Regions from separate parts of the Homo sapiens genome. Here all the other regions are linked to region 1. A link is a contact called in ENCODE Hi-C or POLR2A ChIA-PET data. All regions are on one chromosome and are shown on one strand. The core of a region is the stretch at or near the end of the contact, and the rest is flanking DNA. Distances in the headings are between cores, read along the strand shown. Region 1 overlaps LPCAT1 (lysophosphatidylcholine acyltransferase 1). Region 2 holds the start of SDHA (succinate dehydrogenase complex flavoprotein subunit A). Region 3 overlaps AHRR (aryl hydrocarbon receptor repressor). Region 4 overlaps AHRR (aryl hydrocarbon receptor repressor).

Region 1 (3,668 bases), core at 782-3,281:
AGCTGGCAAGTACGTCAGGTCTTGTTCCTTGACAAGGTGTGGGGCTGGGGTCACTGCTGGGCCCTGTCTTCAAGGGCAGGTGTTCCTCGGGAGTGGAGCCTCGTGCCTGCAGGGAGGCCCCTGGGGAGGGCCATCGCCTTGCCCTTTGGAGCTGGCGGCCCTTGTGTAGACGTGAGGAGGGCGTGTGAGCACCTCTCAACGCATATCACGAAACTGAGGGGACTCATGGCGGTGCCCAGTAGGAGCTCACTGTGTGCAGTCCAGGAAGGGCGCTCGCTGTGCCCCAGGTGGGTTCCACGGGGTCTGGGGAGATGACACGGTGGCTTGATCCTTTCCCCGTCTCCATTTCCAGTGGGTCCAGCCATGAGTTCTGCGTGTCACCTGCAGGCCCGGGTTTCCGGCTGCCTCGAGTCACGTGTTCGGAATCTCTCAGGCCCTCATGCGTCTTAGCTGGGTACTTCTTAGTGAGGTTTGGAGCCTCCTGTTTGGAGGTGAAATTGGTGTGTGGTGCGTGATCCTGACGCCTCGTGGTGGAGCCCTCCAGAGCCGTGAGCGTCTCCCGCCTTGAGCCTGACAACAGAGGCACCCACAACCTGCCTGCTGCCTTGGGCTCCAGCTGCCCCAGCTCCATGGCGGCCCACCCACTCAGACCCTCCCTCCACCTTTCATCACATCGCCTGATGTTGGGGTCACGTTGCTGGGGTCACCCGTTTGGGCACCACTGCTGACTCCCCGCCTTCATCCCCGGAGACCTTCCCGCATTGGGCCCAGCCTCCAGCCTCAGGCTCCTGGAGCCTCCAGCAGGGTCCTCCTGGGCCCAGGTGCCTTCTTTCTCCTGAGTGTCTCTTGTCTGTGCTGCACTGTCCACCTGAGTCCCCCTGTTCTGACCCAGGCCAGGGGTGCCGCCTCTGAGGTGGGGGTGATAGAGCTCAGCAGAGCCCTGTGGGGTCTGCTGGATGTGGTGGGTTCCAGCAGGGCTGGGACCCTCAGGGCTCTGCAGGGATTGAGTTGCTCCTGAAACAGGCCCATGTGGGGCCTTCCTCTCCAGTGCCCACACTCACCCTCCTTGTCAGAGGGCACTAGAGCAGGATCGGCTGACTGGGTACCTGGAGACCCCTCCTGGAAGGTCCTGGGCCCACGCCCTCCACATGCCCACACCCCACCTGCCTGCCAGCTCCAAGCTCTCAGAGCAGAACGAAGACAGTGAGAAGGCCCTAGGATGCTGCGTGGGCCCAGCGATGGCACTGACAGCCCGAGGATGCAGAGGCGGGCCTACCAAATGTGGCTGTTGGAAGTGGACGCAGCTCTCACTGGGCCACAGTGGCCTCCCTGCACGGGCTGTGAACAGACATGGATGTGGCTGTCCCTGGCCTCCCTGCACGGGCTGTGAGCAGACATGGATGTGGCTCTCCCCGGCCTCCCTGCACGGGCTGTGAGCAAACATGGATGTGGCTGTCCCTGGGCCGCAGCGGCCTCCCTGCACAGGCTGTGAGCAGATGTGGACACGGCTCTCCCTGGGCCATGGTGGACTGTTTCTTCCTGTGGGGTGGGCTGTGGGGGATGGTCAGGGTGAATAAGGGGTGATGGCCTTCTGGGGGCCTCAGGGGTCCCTGTTGAGCCATCTTCCAGCCTCATTGTTGCAACTAGTGACGTTAGACCCATGCCCAGCACAAGCTATGTGTGAATATGGAGGTTTCTGTGCAGTTTAGAAGCCCGTACCTCCTCCCCTCTGCCTTGTTCCTGCATTCAGAAGCCCTGGGCTCTGACTGCCTCATCTTGGTTTCTCCCAGCCTGGCCCTTGTGCAGCCTGCCTTGGGTGCACAGTGCTGGCGGGGTCTGGGTGCTGCTGACCCTCAGGGGCCCCTGGGAGACTAGGGAGGCCAGAGACCCCTGCAGACTTTCCCACCGGGGTTTCCATGAAGTCACTGACCTTTCAGGCTCATGGGGGGTTTCTGTGCTCTTGGGGACTTTCCTGAGAGGTCCCCAGGGTGTTGAGGTTTCCTTTGATTCTTACTGAGTTTCAGTGATGTCCCCTTGACACATGGTCGGGATGGTCGGCTGAGCTGTAGCAGCAGAGCCATTATCACCCACAGCAGGTCTCGGCACTCCACGCGAGCTCCTGGGCTCGGTCCCAGGCAATGAGGACTATTTCCTCCACACTGCGTGTCTCAGGGGCTGGGACTCGGCTGCCGGGCGTTGGAGCTGGGGCTTGAGCCTGGGTCTGTGCCAGCCCTGCCGTCCTCCGCCTCCCCTGACACAGCCACCCGTCCACCTGGGCACACAGAAGTGCTGGGTGAACTGCATGAGCTTGCTCCCAGGTGCTGCTGAGCCCACAGCAGGAAGGGGGCAACCCAGCCCTGGACACAGGGGAAGCTGCGGCACACGGGCCCAGGGACTTGGGGTGCCAGCTGGACACCAAGGCTGCAGGTGGATGTCCTGCATGAGACGAAAGCTGAGTGGGTTGGGCGGTCAGCTCGAGGTTTCAGCCCTGACACGGGCCTCTGGCCTCAGGCCACCGTGAAGGGAGAATTGGCCCTAGGGACAGATGCTCCTGGCAGCCCTAGGGGCAAGCATGGGCTCCATTCTCCCAGAATTGTGCAGAATCCCGCAGCCAGGACCAACCGCAAATTCCTGACCACATAGTGGCACTCGCTGGCAGCCTGGGAGGAACGCGCTGCCTGGGGATTCACTCGCCTGGCCTCAGGTCGCCAGGCAGGGGAGCCCTTCTCAGACCGCCTGTCCTGTTCTAAAACTTGAGTACTTCTGATGCCTGAGTTTTCCAGTTAAAAAAAAACTCTTTCAATAGAGATTTAAATAGAATTTAAAATAGAAACAATCATCCACAGAGTCCATGGTGCCTTGCTCCAGCCCGCAAGGGCACAACTCCGGCCAGTGAGAAGGCGGAGCGGCTGCTGGGTACAGCCACAATTCCAGTGGGAACGGGGAAGTTCCTGAGCCTCTGCGGCCTGTGGCTCTAGCTGGGCCTCGCTGGGGCTCCTCCTGATTCCTTGGGAGCCCATCAGGTGGCAGCCACTCAGAGAGAGAGGCAGATCCCGGGCAAGTCCTGCTGCAGCTGTGACCAAATCCGCCCGTCCTTGGAGCTGAGCCCCAGGGGCAGGTGAGGGCGGCGGGTGGGGCCCCGAGGCAGGTGTATGTGCTTGGTGAGGGCAGACCCTAACCCCGTCAGGTGGGTGAGCATTGGCCGGTGATGAGGACCCCCACTTCCCACCAACGCCTTCCAGCTGGTGCGCGATGTTACAGCAGAAAGTGTCCCTCCACGGATGTCTTCCAGCTCGTGCGCAATGTTATAATAGCAAGTGTCCCTCCACAGACGCCTTCCAGCTGGTGCGCGATGTTACAGCAGAAAGTGTCCCTCCACGGATGTCTTCCAGCTCGTGCGCAATGTTATAATAGCAAGTGTCCCTCCACAGACGCCTTCCAGCTCGTGCGCGATGTTAAAACAGAAAGTGTTCCTTGGCCGGGGAGCGCCCCTGGCCGATGTTCCTGCCCATCCGTGCTGTGGCGCTGGGTGTTTACGGTCAGGACAGATGTTGAGATAGTCCAGGCATGGAGTGCCCTTGCTGACCAGGAAGGCCTAGACAGAAAAGCTCACTTTTATCCCAAGGGCAGCATGAGAAACGCAGCAGACGCTGTCCTGCGTGGGCTGC
Region 2 (3,668 bases), core at 630-3,129, 1.3 Mb after region 1:
AGTTCGTCACTTGAAAGCAGTTGTAAATACAGAATGATCAAAACACCACAGAACTGGCCAAAATGAGGTTAAAAAATTCTCTCTGGACTTTACTGAAATTATCCTCAGCATCTATTTTCCAAACACATTTCTCAGTTGGCTATCACGAATTTCTTTCTTTTTTCTGCTAATTTTTTGATTATGCTGTTCCTTCGTAAACTCCAATTCTTCAGGAAAAAAAGCCTATCTGAAATGCCGATAAATATGCTGCTTGCAGGCAGAATTTCTGTAGGAAAAGCTAACTTCATCAAGATAAAAAGACTTTTACAAAACCCAAGACTAAATTTTGGTTCAATTTTGCTATCTTGCCATCCCGTCTGAGGTGCCTCCGCCGCTGGCAGGGTCTTAGTCTGCAGAAGGAACACCGGGCACCATCTGGGTTGAGGACAAAGGCACTAGCTCTAGCTTTTCTCCAATCACAAGCTACCATTTCCCCTAAAAAGCCCCACTGACCATGGGCTTTCCTTCCTGCTTGTGGACGCCCTCCTAGCAGCTCTTAAAAGCCCAAGATGCGGCAGGGGTCTCTGCTCAGTCAGTACCAACCACAGCAACACACTAGAACGGTTTACACGCTTTCTGATGTTGGCAGGATGGCTGTATGACTAATCCTCACATTTAACTCAACGAGATTTTTAATAAGTATTTCAAAAAGGAGAAAATTGCACAATTACAGGCATAATTCAAATCAATATTGCTGAATGCCTTGGTTCCTATTGAGATTTTTATTCTGCAATTTAAAATTACTTTGTAATTAAGGAGGTGGGTGGGTAAGTTCATTTAAAAGAACCAAACAACTAAACCTATCCAATTTAGCTTGATTAAATAAAACCCTAGAAGGCCGATTCTTAAGATGCAATCGTAGAGGGCACATTCAGACACTCAGAGAGCAAGGGCTCAGGGAAGTATAACCCTGACCACCATCCTGGACTAAGCCGAGCCCGGCCCTAGAGGCACTCAGCGCACAGGCAAGCACAGGTCCCGGCGTCCTCGCCCGGTCAGTGCGCTGAGCTCTCCGCCTGAGTTTTAAAAACTGGCACAGCTGCTTTTAAACACTGGCACATTTTTGGTGGCATAAGGACCACCAAACACGACCCAAAGTAGAAGCCCTTAACTTACAAGGTCTCGAAGTGGACATGGACAGATTTGCGCTTTCTGGAAAGGCGAACTGCAAGCCTAAGCTCGGGCGCGCCACGCTTCCCACCGGACGCCCACCGGGCCGAGCCCGGCCACTCCTCGCACCCACCCGGGCGGTCTCACCCGCCCCGCCGGCCCCACCCACGGGCTGCGGGCTGCTCCTCAGGACAACCCGCACAGAGGGCGGCAGAGGCCCAGCCCAGCCAGGGCGGCCACCGGCCGCTATCCGCCCGGGTGACCTTGGGCAGACACGACTCCTCCCCGAGTCCACCTGCCAGGCACTGAGGCGAGGGGCTACCTCAGCCCGCGGGGTCCCAGGACCCCAGGCCCGGACCAAGGCGGCGGAGGGGACGCCCAGCAAGCCCGCGGGGTTGTGACCTTCACCCGGACGCGGACTATCTACTAAGGACCGAGCTCCCCGGGTCCCCGAGTCCGCCCCGCGGCTTCCCCTCGCACCGGCCCAGGGCTCTCTCAGCCCCTTCCCGATCCCGGGACAGAGGGCGCAGGGACCCGGCGCCCGCTCCGCTCGGACCCGCTGGGGACCGTCCCGCTCCTACCGCCGCCTCGGCCCCCGCCTGCCCCGCCCCGGTCCGCGGCACGGACTCACCGCCTTGGCCAGCGCCAGGCGCCGAGCGCTCAGCAGCCGCGACAGGCCCCGGACCCCCGACATGTCTGCTGTTGCCGCCGCGCAGTCCCGCCAGTCCCTGCGCAGACTGCGCCTGCGCACCACACCGGGGTCGAGCTGGCGGGGGAGGGGGGATACCGCGCCTGCGCACCACGCCGGAGTCGAGCGGGGCTGCAGTGGGGGACATCGCGCCTGCGCACCATGCCACGCCCGGAGCGGGTACTGAGTGGGGGCGCCGCGCCTGCGCAAAGCGGACCCGCGGACGGTGGCGTTAAGGGAACGCTGAGGTCCCGCGCTCCCCGACCGAGGTAGAGCGGGCCCTGTTCCGGGGAGGTGGTGGGCACCAACATTTTTAAAGCCCCGTGGGTGGTTCTCCGGGATCGCCCAGACCGAAGGGCCTGAACGCCCAGACCGCAGGGAATGGGGTCGGAGGGGGGCGCTCGTCCGCGGAGGTGGGCGGGAGCGGCCCGGGGCCTCCGACCTCTTGTTTATTATACATCCCTTGATTAACTAAACTATTTTGTAATTGTGTGTGTTTGTGGAGGTCACATGTAAACAAACTTAAAGTGACTCTACTTTGTGAAAATGTGAAACTTCGTGTAGGTACTCAGTAAATCAGTAAATTCTTACTAACGTTAGCCCCCAGCCTAGCTATGGAGGGTGCATGCTGAGCCCGAAGCAGAGAACTCTGTAATCTCTGCATTCATCACCACCACGAGGAGGCCTCAGAAGCTTCTAGCACTGTTTGCACCTTCCCCACATCACCCCTCCCTGCCTTCCTCACAGTCTTCCTTCTGATCAGAAGACCCTTTCCTTCTTTCTCTGCCTGTCAAAATGCTGCTCACTCTTCAAACCCTAGCTCATATGAAAGTGTCCGGTGTGAGCCCACTTTTATCGAGTTGATTCTGTATCTTTGATACAACTGTATGAGGGTTCTCCAGAGACACAACAAATAGAAGGGAGACGTGAGGAATTGGTTTAAAGGTTCAATTGCTAATCTCATCCAAAAACACCCTTACAGACACGCCCAGAAATAATGCTTAACCATGTATCTGAGCACCTCATGATGCCGTCAAGTTGACAAACAAAATTAACCATCGCAGCAGCCATACATTTAAACATATTTGTACCAGAGAACTTACCTGATTCTACCTGCACTTCAGATGCTTAAGACATGTCTGTTTTCTCCACTTTCCCCAACCAGATTGTGAGTCGCTTTCATCTTAAGTTCTTGTTTTTTTTTTCCTTTTTCTTTTTCTTTTTTTTTGGGGGGGACGGAGTCTCGTTCTGTCACCAGGCTGGAGTGCAGTGGCGCGACCTCGACTCACTGCAACCTCCACCTCCCAGGTTCAAGCGATTCTCCTGCCTCAGCCTCCCGAGTAGCTGGGACTACAGGTGCCCGCCACCATGCCCGGCTCTGGTCTAGTTTTTTTCTTCTTTGAATCCCGTAGGGCCTCAGTGCTGTGCAGCAAGCACATAGTTAAAACTGAAGAAAAATTTCTTGAATAAAAGTAGTTAACGTTTTTATTCTTTACTTCAAGGTATATCTCCATGAATAACCTAAATGATCCCCCAAATTGGAATATCCGGCCTAATTCCAGGGCGGATGGTGGTGATGGAAGCAGGTGGAATTATGCCCTGTTGGTTCCAATGCTGGGATTGGCTGCTTTTCGTAAGTCATGGTTTTCTTAAAATTCGTGTTTTCCAGGCTGAGAGTGTGGAGCCCCGGTGAGGGAGGCAGCATGGTGTGGGAGCCTGAAGGCCGTGACTTTGGGACCTGCCAGGGACAGCCGAGTTTTATCCCCTGCAGTGAACCGTGGGCAAATCACTTAAGCTCTGAGCCTCAGTCTTCCTGTTCACAGGAGATGGA
Region 3 (3,668 bases), core at 770-3,269, 1.1 Mb after region 1:
CCATGGGGGGCTGGAGAGAACTAGACAGGAGGAGTCACCCCTTTTTCCTGACTCATGGCTTGAGCCAGATCAGCTCATCTCCCATTCTCCGGCCACAGGCGGGAATTTACCCCAGCGCCCCTGGCCCTCAGGCCTCTGGGCTTGGACTGAACTACACCTCGGCTCTCCTGGGTCTCCAGCTTGCAGCTGTCTGAGACACCTGCTCATAATAAGCCTCCCCATATCTGTCTCCGGTCGGTTCTGTTTTTCTGCAGAGCCCTAACTGACATGCCCTGTAAAGCCCGGCCCGAGGTCGGCCGAGAGCTCCACACCAGGCCCAGCCTCTGTGCTCTGGGTGCCTCCAAGGCAGGCCTCCTCTGGATCACTTCCTCCTCCAGCCACCCAGGGAGGTCGGACAAGCATGATGGGAACGTGCCCCCCTCCCCCCACCAACACCTGCACCTTCCCATGGGCTGCCCCCCTCCACCCCACACTGTCACCTGTGCCTTCCCGAGACCTGTCCCCAACCCCATCACCTGTGCCTTCCCATGGACTGTCCCCCCATCACCCACACCTTCCCATGGGCTGTCCACCCCACCCCTGTCACCTGCATCTTCCTGGGGGCTGTCCCCTATGGACCACCACCTGCCTGGGGCTGCACCCACTGTGAGACTCTCAGGGTCCTGGGGGTGGCGGATGACCTTGGTGAAAATTTCCCTTGAACCTGATTTCACTCACCCCTGCTTCCAGCTCAAGCTCCCTCCTGAGGGACCCTTACGACACCTCTCCCGTCCAGGAGTTGGATGGGATGCTCTGAGAAGCCTGGGACGCCCATCCAACCCTTCCCCGACGCCTGCTCGCCCCAGAATTGCCTGACCTGACTGTGGATCCAGGAAATGCTGCACAACCGTAACACGGGGAGTAAATGAGCAGAGCTTCCAGCGAGGGCCCAGGAGGTCGGGGCACCAGCGAGGGCCCGGGAGGACGGGGCTTCCAGCGAGGGCCCGGGAGGACGGGGCACCAGCGAGGGCCCGGGAGGACGGGGCTTCCAGCGAGGGCCCGGGAGGACGGGGCACCAGCGAGGGCCCGGGAGGACGGGGCTTCCAGCGAGGGCCCGGGAGGACGGGGCTTCCAGCGAGGGCCCGGGAGGATGGGGCACCAGCAAGAGCCCGGGAGGGCAGGGCAGTGCTCTCAGAGCCAAGACATTCCCAGGAGGGCACCTCTGACCCCTGCTCTCACACCCCAACCATTCCTACAAATGCCTTTGCAAGTTTTACGTCAAATGAGGGGACCAGAGCCTCAAGGCTTTCGAACATTCAAACTCTCCCTTCCTTCCCTTCTCAAGAACTGGATGAGAAACCGTTTTGCCTTTTGAAGATGAATTGTAATATGTACATTCCGGAAGAAAATGTCATTTAGTGATTCTTGATGGCCACAAATGGTATTTGCAAAGGAAACTTCTCACCACCCAGTTACTTTCTGAACAGGTGTGTTCTGCACCAGGATGCACAGAATTTGTCCCAGCTTCTGCACAGGAAAGGTTTAGAGGAAGCACTCGGGACAGACACTCTGTGCCAGAGCGTGGGACAAGCACAGCTCTCCCCAGTGGCCTAGGAGGCATCAGGAGCATTCAGGCAGGTGACAAAGACTCAGAGCGAAGCAAGTGACACAGAGGGAGCCCGGGCTCGTGCAGCGGGAGGCCTCAGCTCCTGAGTCGGGCTGTGCTGCATGCTCGCCTAGCTGTAGGTCTGTTCATCTGCAAGGAGCATGTGCCTCAGCCTTGCAAAGCAGGCAAGTCCACCCTGTGGGACAAAGCTGCCCCTTCAGGCTGTGGGCAGGAGGGGACCAGGACTGTGCCCGGAGAGCCCTCAGGTGTCCCAGAAAACAGCTGGTACCAGGTTAGGGGGTTAAGACAGAATGCCCAGGAAGAGGGAGGGTGTGAGGAAGTGTGAGAAGCGGATGACTGTGCCGTGCTGCTCTTGACACATGGGCGGGTGTATTAACAGAGTGTGAGGGAATGCATTCGAGGTGCTCACTGAGGGCAAAGAGAAGCAGCAAGTCAGAAGGGGGTCCCAGCAAGTGGGTGCTGGATGGGCGAGTGTGCTTCCAAAACCCTTAGTTACAGCTTGTGGGGCAGAGGGGTTTAAAAATGTCCTTCAAAGTCCCAAATTCCCCTAAGCTAGAAAAAGCATCAGGAGTATAAATAAACACACTCATTTCACAGACACGATATTTACAAAACGGGGGGCACCCCAAGACACATACTGCATCAAGTTGCTGAATTTCCTATGGCAAGAATTTCCCGATTTTTCAAAAAGCACCAGAGAGCTTCAGAGATTTCACACTTCCTCACAGTGCAAAATGAACCGCAAAGAAATGCACTTCCTCTGAGCCAGCGAAGACTGGGGTGGCTGCAGCTGGCAGTGCCCACGCGTTTCTCTGGTCAAGAGAATGCGCCTCTAACCACTTTCTGAGATCACAGAACCCGGGGGCCTCAGGGGGGCTCTGCGGTCACCAGAGTCACACGCTCGTCCTGCAGAGGAAACACACCCTGGCCTTGGAACCCCACGTTATCGTGGAAGATGCAACCAAAAATAGCTCTTTGGGGAAAAAAAGAATACTTGCACACATTGCAAATCCATATTCTCTTCATGATGTGAAACATCTGGTATAAGCAAACTATTTGGGCATTCTTGTTACATTTCAACGTATCAAAGAAAAGCACAGCAGGGACAAGCCAAGGGTTCAAGAAACATTTTGTAAAACAAAACCCAAAACACTGTGCTGGTGCTGTTTAACAACCAAATATTCAGTGAATCAGCGTGCGGTGCACAGGTGTACAGATGAGTGAGCGGTCAACACTGCAGGCCACTAACCCCACGCGGCCACAGCCAGGGAGCGCCCTGGCCCACACCCTCAGGCAGGATACAGTGCGCGGTGCACGCCCAGGGAGTCTTCCTGAGCAGCCCCACTGGCCTCTCCTACTGCGGAAGAGGGCACCGAGCCCTCACTGAGTCCTCTGCCCTCTACCCACAGGTATGGATGCTGCCTCGCTTGTCAACTTTCACATCAACGAGGAGTGCCAGCTCAGCTGTCAGAGTCTCCATTTGTTTATAAATAATGAATTCGTAGGTAAATTTATTATGTTATGTAACCATGAATTTACAACTAACACCCATATGGGGCTGGCCTGCCTGTGAATCACCATTGCCTTCATTGTCCTCACACATCACTACAGGCGGTCAGTGGCTATCAGTCCTGCAATATTCACCATCAACAGATGCAGACCGAACTGAGTACGTCTCAGGGCCTGGGTGTCCAATGCTCGGGGCCTCCTGAACGACATGGGCCTTCGTTCGCCCGTGTGGTCATCCACATCTTCGGCATCTGCCACTGCCAACCCCTGTCCTGGGCATACAACAGAGAAGGAGGGGGACAGAACCCAGCAACACACGAGTTAAGCACTAGGAGAGAACGAGCAGCAGAGGGGGTGGTGTCAGGGCAGAGGGGCAGAGGCTGTGATGTTAAAAGTGAGGCTGGGGAAGGCCTCCTGAGGGGTGAAGACAAGAGACCCAGCAGGAGGGCATGGCCTTCAAAAGCTACAGGTGTGCTGAGCCTCGGATGCCGCCCCCAGCAAGGCCCACGTGGCATCACTGCCTGGCGCTGCCATATTCAGGCCCCACCAGGCT
Region 4 (3,668 bases), core at 507-3,006, 1.1 Mb after region 1:
TCACTTCACGACACTTTGCTCTTCTCTGCAATCCCTACCTGGGAGAAACGGTGACTCAGAAGCTGCGGCGAGGGTTAAATCACACTCTGTGCCCCGCAGAGCTGGCATCCTGTGGAACGATGGTGCCAGGAGCACTTGACCTGCCTTTCGCCGCCGCATCCGCCTGCCCTGGCTTCACAGCTTCACCCTGGAACTCCTGGAGTTCTTGTCCTGCCTGGAGTTGACCGTGGGGAGTACCCACGAGGGCCCAGGATCGTCCCTGCCTGTGCTCAGCAAGATCTAGGCCCTGGGCTGGCGCCAATGGAGGTCAGGGACTTTGTGGCCATGGAGGGACCATGGGCCAATCCCACCCCCTTCGCAAGTGGTGATGCAGACAGGGAGCAACCCAGAAAGCCTGGCCCAGAGCCGGCACCTGTGGCATCGAGGCCCTTTCTCTACAGCGGCTCCCATCTTAGGGGCCAGCAGCTGTGTCTGGAACTAGGGGACCCAAACTACCACTGTGCCTCAGGCTGGCCCCTCAGGCTGGCATCCACCCCTCAGACTCCTGCAGCCCCTCCCTCCCCTTGGATTTAGGCAGAGACAGGGTGAGATGACGTGGGGTGCACCCCAAGGGGTTGTTAGAAAACAGGTGAGAACGTGAAGCAGCCGGGGGCCATGTGGCCTGGGGGGCATCTGCTGAAAGGGAACAGAGTTGCCATCCAACTGCCCGCTCTGAGCCGGGCAGTGGTGACACTGAGGGGCCTCACTCCCGCCCCACACGGGCTGGAGGGGTGTGCACCAGGGCCTCGGGTCCTCAGCCCCCAGCCCTTCCTGGCACTGCTGGGAGAGGTCTGTGCCCGCCGGCTCCTGCCACAGCTTTTCCCAATTCAGCGGTTGCCACATACTGATGATGTCCTACTAATAATAGTTCAAAGACCAAAGAAATTTTCAAGGCTTGAGTATATAAAATGTCTTCTTAAAAAAGATTTTATGAGATTAGTCACAACCAAAAGCAACCTTAATTTTAACTCACAAGGCAGAATTTTTTTTTAAAGACCATAAAATGCTGTTTGCCGTGTCATATGGATTCAATATCAGATTGACTTCTGGTCCAGCATTGTCATGCCAAATACTTTTACACATGTGGGCCCATCTTTCAAATATGCATCTCGAACGTCTGTTTGTTTTCTCTCCCTCTGCCTTTCTAATCCTACAAAAGTTTTGTTTTTTTTTTAAACGTGGTCCATGGAAAATGAGATCACTTTTCCAAACGGAAAAAGGATTTGGCTCTAAGGTTAAGGCTCTACTTTTTTTAAGGGGAAAAAGATCACATCCATGTGCTGTTACTGAACGTCAGGAAACGGCGCACCTGCCACTTCGCAAGGACAACGGAGGTCGGGGCAGGTGAGGGCCGAGGCAGGTGAGGGCTGGAGCCACGCTCTCCCCCAGGGACCGCAGGGAATGGGGCAAACGTTCTGAGAAAGCCGGAACTTCCTCTGTCAAACCCTTTAAATATCCTGATCTCTTCCAGTTCCAGGGCAGAAAAAATAGCCGGCAAGTACTTCAAAGATTATTTTTGTCAAGGTCATGGCAGAGGGAAAATGAGGGAAAAAGGAACAACCCTCCACATCCCCCTGGCTGCCCCTCCTCGGAGTAAAGGGAAGTTGGGAGTATTGTGCTCCCCTGAGAGCCGTTGCCACGGTTACGGAGCCACAACACGGCGGCTAGTCACGCGAGCGGGCACCGGGCGGGCGTCGGGGCAGCTGGCCCGGCCTCCTGGAGGCAGATCACTCACAGGGGCCGCTCCATGGGGCTTGCGTGCGTGCGAGGCAGCGCTCTTGCTTGGGGAGCTGAATAACTGGCTGTTTATAGATCCCACAAACAGTAAACGCAGGCTTGACTCTCTTCCACGGAGCAGCTCCGACATTTGAAAACAGTTCTTGAGAATGCAGCTGGCCGGATGGCCACAGAGTGGGAGGCTGACTGAAGCCCCGGGGCCCTAGAAGAGCAGGCAGATGGCGGCCCCCAGGCAGTCCCTCCTGACGCCCACTGCAGCCCCGCTCGGTTAACCCGGTGTCCTGGGCCCCCTTCTGGCTGAGAGACCAGCCAGTGCTGACGCCGCCTCCGCCCTCACCTTTGCTGCGAACCCTTGGCGAGTTAATTCACCTCTCTGGGCCTTGGTTTCCTCCTGCGAAAGATGGGACGGCAACAGTGAGCGTCTGTGAGGGCGGCGGTGAGCAGCAGCACCAGGCACCCTCCAGTGATCAGGGCAGCACCCGCTGTCTCTGTGACTGGAGGGCAAATGGCTGTGCTGGACAGGCAATCTGACGTCTAAAGTTGATGTCATTTTCTAGAGAACAAAACTTATGCTTTTAAAACCAGGACCCGCTTTCTGAGTGCAAACACCCTGAGTGTGAAACGCACTTCACAAGAAGCAGACTTACAACTCATAAACAAAGGCAGCTGACGGTTACCACAGTGAATCTCCCTCCAGAAGCGCCAGGCCCATCCTGCCGGGGTCCTGGTGGTTGGGGAGCCACCCCTGCCGATCCCTAAGCCTGGGACCCCACGCCCTGGGTGTGTCCTGCACCACCAGCCCCGGCCTCAGAGACCCTGGGGCTAGAGTTGGCCTGGGCCGTCCCTCTGCACCTGCGGCTCCACACCCAGGAGAGCCCGAGGGAGCTCCGCGCTGACCCAGCTGCTTCAGAGCAGACAAGGAAGGTGGCATGGGGATAAGAACCACCCGGTAGGAAACCAATGGCAGGGAAGCAGCCATGAGGCCGAGAGGTGGGCATTGAGCGGGAGCTGCGGCTGCTTGGTCCTCGAGAGGAATGAGGTGCGCCACGGTGGTGCTGGGCATGTTGGCAGGGGGGTCCCAGGTGCACCAGTGACCTCGGGTGGGGAAAATCCACCCAGAACAGACGGGGGCGGCTGCTGGAGCCAGGGCCACACACAGACCCACAGTTTGCTGAGGGCCACTCACGGCCTCCGGAGCCCGCAGGACCCAGGCCTGGCGGCAGAAGGCCCTGCCAGCCCAGCCCTTCTCACAGAAGCCCATCGGTGACAACGGCAATGCCTCCTCCCAGTGTCGGCAGCTTAAAACGGAGTAACAGCCAAGGGGGGTGGGGCACGCACGGCGCCTGAAACCCGGTTTGGCACAAACACACTCCTTCCACCAGGGGCAGGCCCAGGACCCTCACCTGTGCTGACACTGCCTGCTGGGGAGAGCCTGGGATGCAAGGGTCCAAGCCCAGCTGAGCCGAGGGCAGAGCAGGGGCCGAGTGAACACCACTGAATAGAACTCTGTGCACCCGGCTCAGTGACCACAGATGGTCAGAGGCTAACTGGACAGTCAGGGGCTTATGTGGATGGTCAGGGGCTAAGGTGGACAGTCAGGGGCTAACCAGACAGTCGGGGCTAATGCGGACAATCAGGGGCTAAGGTGTACGGTTGGGGCTAACGCGGAATGTCGGGGCTAACGCGGAAGGTCAGGGGCTAACACGGATGGTCAGGGGCTACGTGGATGGTCAGGAGCTACGTGGATGGTCAGGGGCTAACATGGATGGTCAGGAGCTACGTGGATGGTCAGGAGCTACGTGGATGGTCAGGAGCTACGTGGATGGTCAGGGGCTACGTGGATGGTCAGGGGCTAACATGGACGGTCAGGAGCTACGTGGATGGTCAGGAGC

Evidence for each region. A loop is a pair of places that touch in the nucleus more often than their neighbours do. ChIA-PET counts read pairs that join two places held with the same protein, here RNA polymerase II (POLR2A). Pooled maps may share reads with other maps.
Region 2: a pooled map shows a loop between it and region 1 (7-fold over the local background). The contact joins the promoter of SDHA here to the enhancer-like site in region 1. A Hi-C loop is called at or near these places in 1 of 37 single-sample maps with no recorded cell type and 3 of 50 pooled maps. POLR2A ChIA-PET finds 5 or more read pairs at or near these places in 1 of 52 experiments (activated CD8-positive, alpha-beta memory T cell).
Region 3: a loop to region 1 is called in a map with no recorded cell type, with 7 times the contacts of the local background. The contact joins two enhancer-like sites. A Hi-C loop is called at or near these places in 3 of 37 single-sample maps with no recorded cell type and 5 of 50 pooled maps.
Region 4: a loop to region 1 is called in a pooled map, with 3 times the contacts of the local background. The contact joins two enhancer-like sites. A Hi-C loop is called at or near these places in 3 of 37 single-sample maps with no recorded cell type and 3 of 50 pooled maps.

What each region holds. Positions count from the first base shown.
Region 1 is chr5:1,483,519-1,487,186 of GRCh38, reverse strand. All of the region lies in intron 5 of LPCAT1 (lysophosphatidylcholine acyltransferase 1), which reads left to right. Among named protein-coding and RNA genes, the nearest start is that of MIR6075, 26 kb to the left of the region's middle. Within about 2 kb of position 2,031, at least 3 of the 41 ENCODE cell types and tissues checked have a DNase peak (open chromatin) inside an H3K27ac peak, as active enhancers do.
Region 2 is chr5:216,531-220,198 of GRCh38, reverse strand. It overlaps SDHA (succinate dehydrogenase complex flavoprotein subunit A), which reads right to left and starts at 1,879. Exons shown (of 15, transcript NM_004168.4): 1 at 1,781-1,879. The coding sequence starts at 1,843. CCDC127 (coiled-coil domain containing 127) reads left to right here and starts at 2,046. Exons shown (of 3, transcript NM_145265.3): 1 at 2,046-2,106; 2 at 3,340-3,470. The coding sequence starts at 3,350. RefSeq lists silencers at 1,269-1,508, 1,739-2,068 and an enhancer at 1,061-1,869.
Region 3 is chr5:367,527-371,194 of GRCh38, reverse strand. All of the region lies in intron 3 of AHRR (aryl hydrocarbon receptor repressor), which reads right to left. The region is part of intron 5 of PDCD6-AHRR (PDCD6-AHRR readthrough (NMD candidate)); the gene reads right to left. Among named protein-coding and RNA genes, the nearest start is that of AHRR, 48 kb to the right of the region's middle. RefSeq lists enhancers at 212-351, 1,798-1,907, 2,558-2,667. Within about 2 kb of position 2,019, at least 3 of the 41 ENCODE cell types and tissues checked have a DNase peak (open chromatin) inside an H3K27ac peak, as active enhancers do.
Region 4 is chr5:398,104-401,771 of GRCh38, reverse strand. The region is part of intron 4 of AHRR (aryl hydrocarbon receptor repressor); the gene reads right to left. The region is part of intron 6 of PDCD6-AHRR (PDCD6-AHRR readthrough (NMD candidate)); the gene reads right to left. Among named protein-coding and RNA genes, the nearest start is that of EXOC3-AS1, 43 kb to the left of the region's middle. RefSeq lists enhancers at 1,458-1,867, 1,545-2,074, 1,127-2,326. Within about 2 kb of position 1,756, at least 22 of the 41 ENCODE cell types and tissues checked have a DNase peak (open chromatin) inside an H3K27ac peak, as active enhancers do.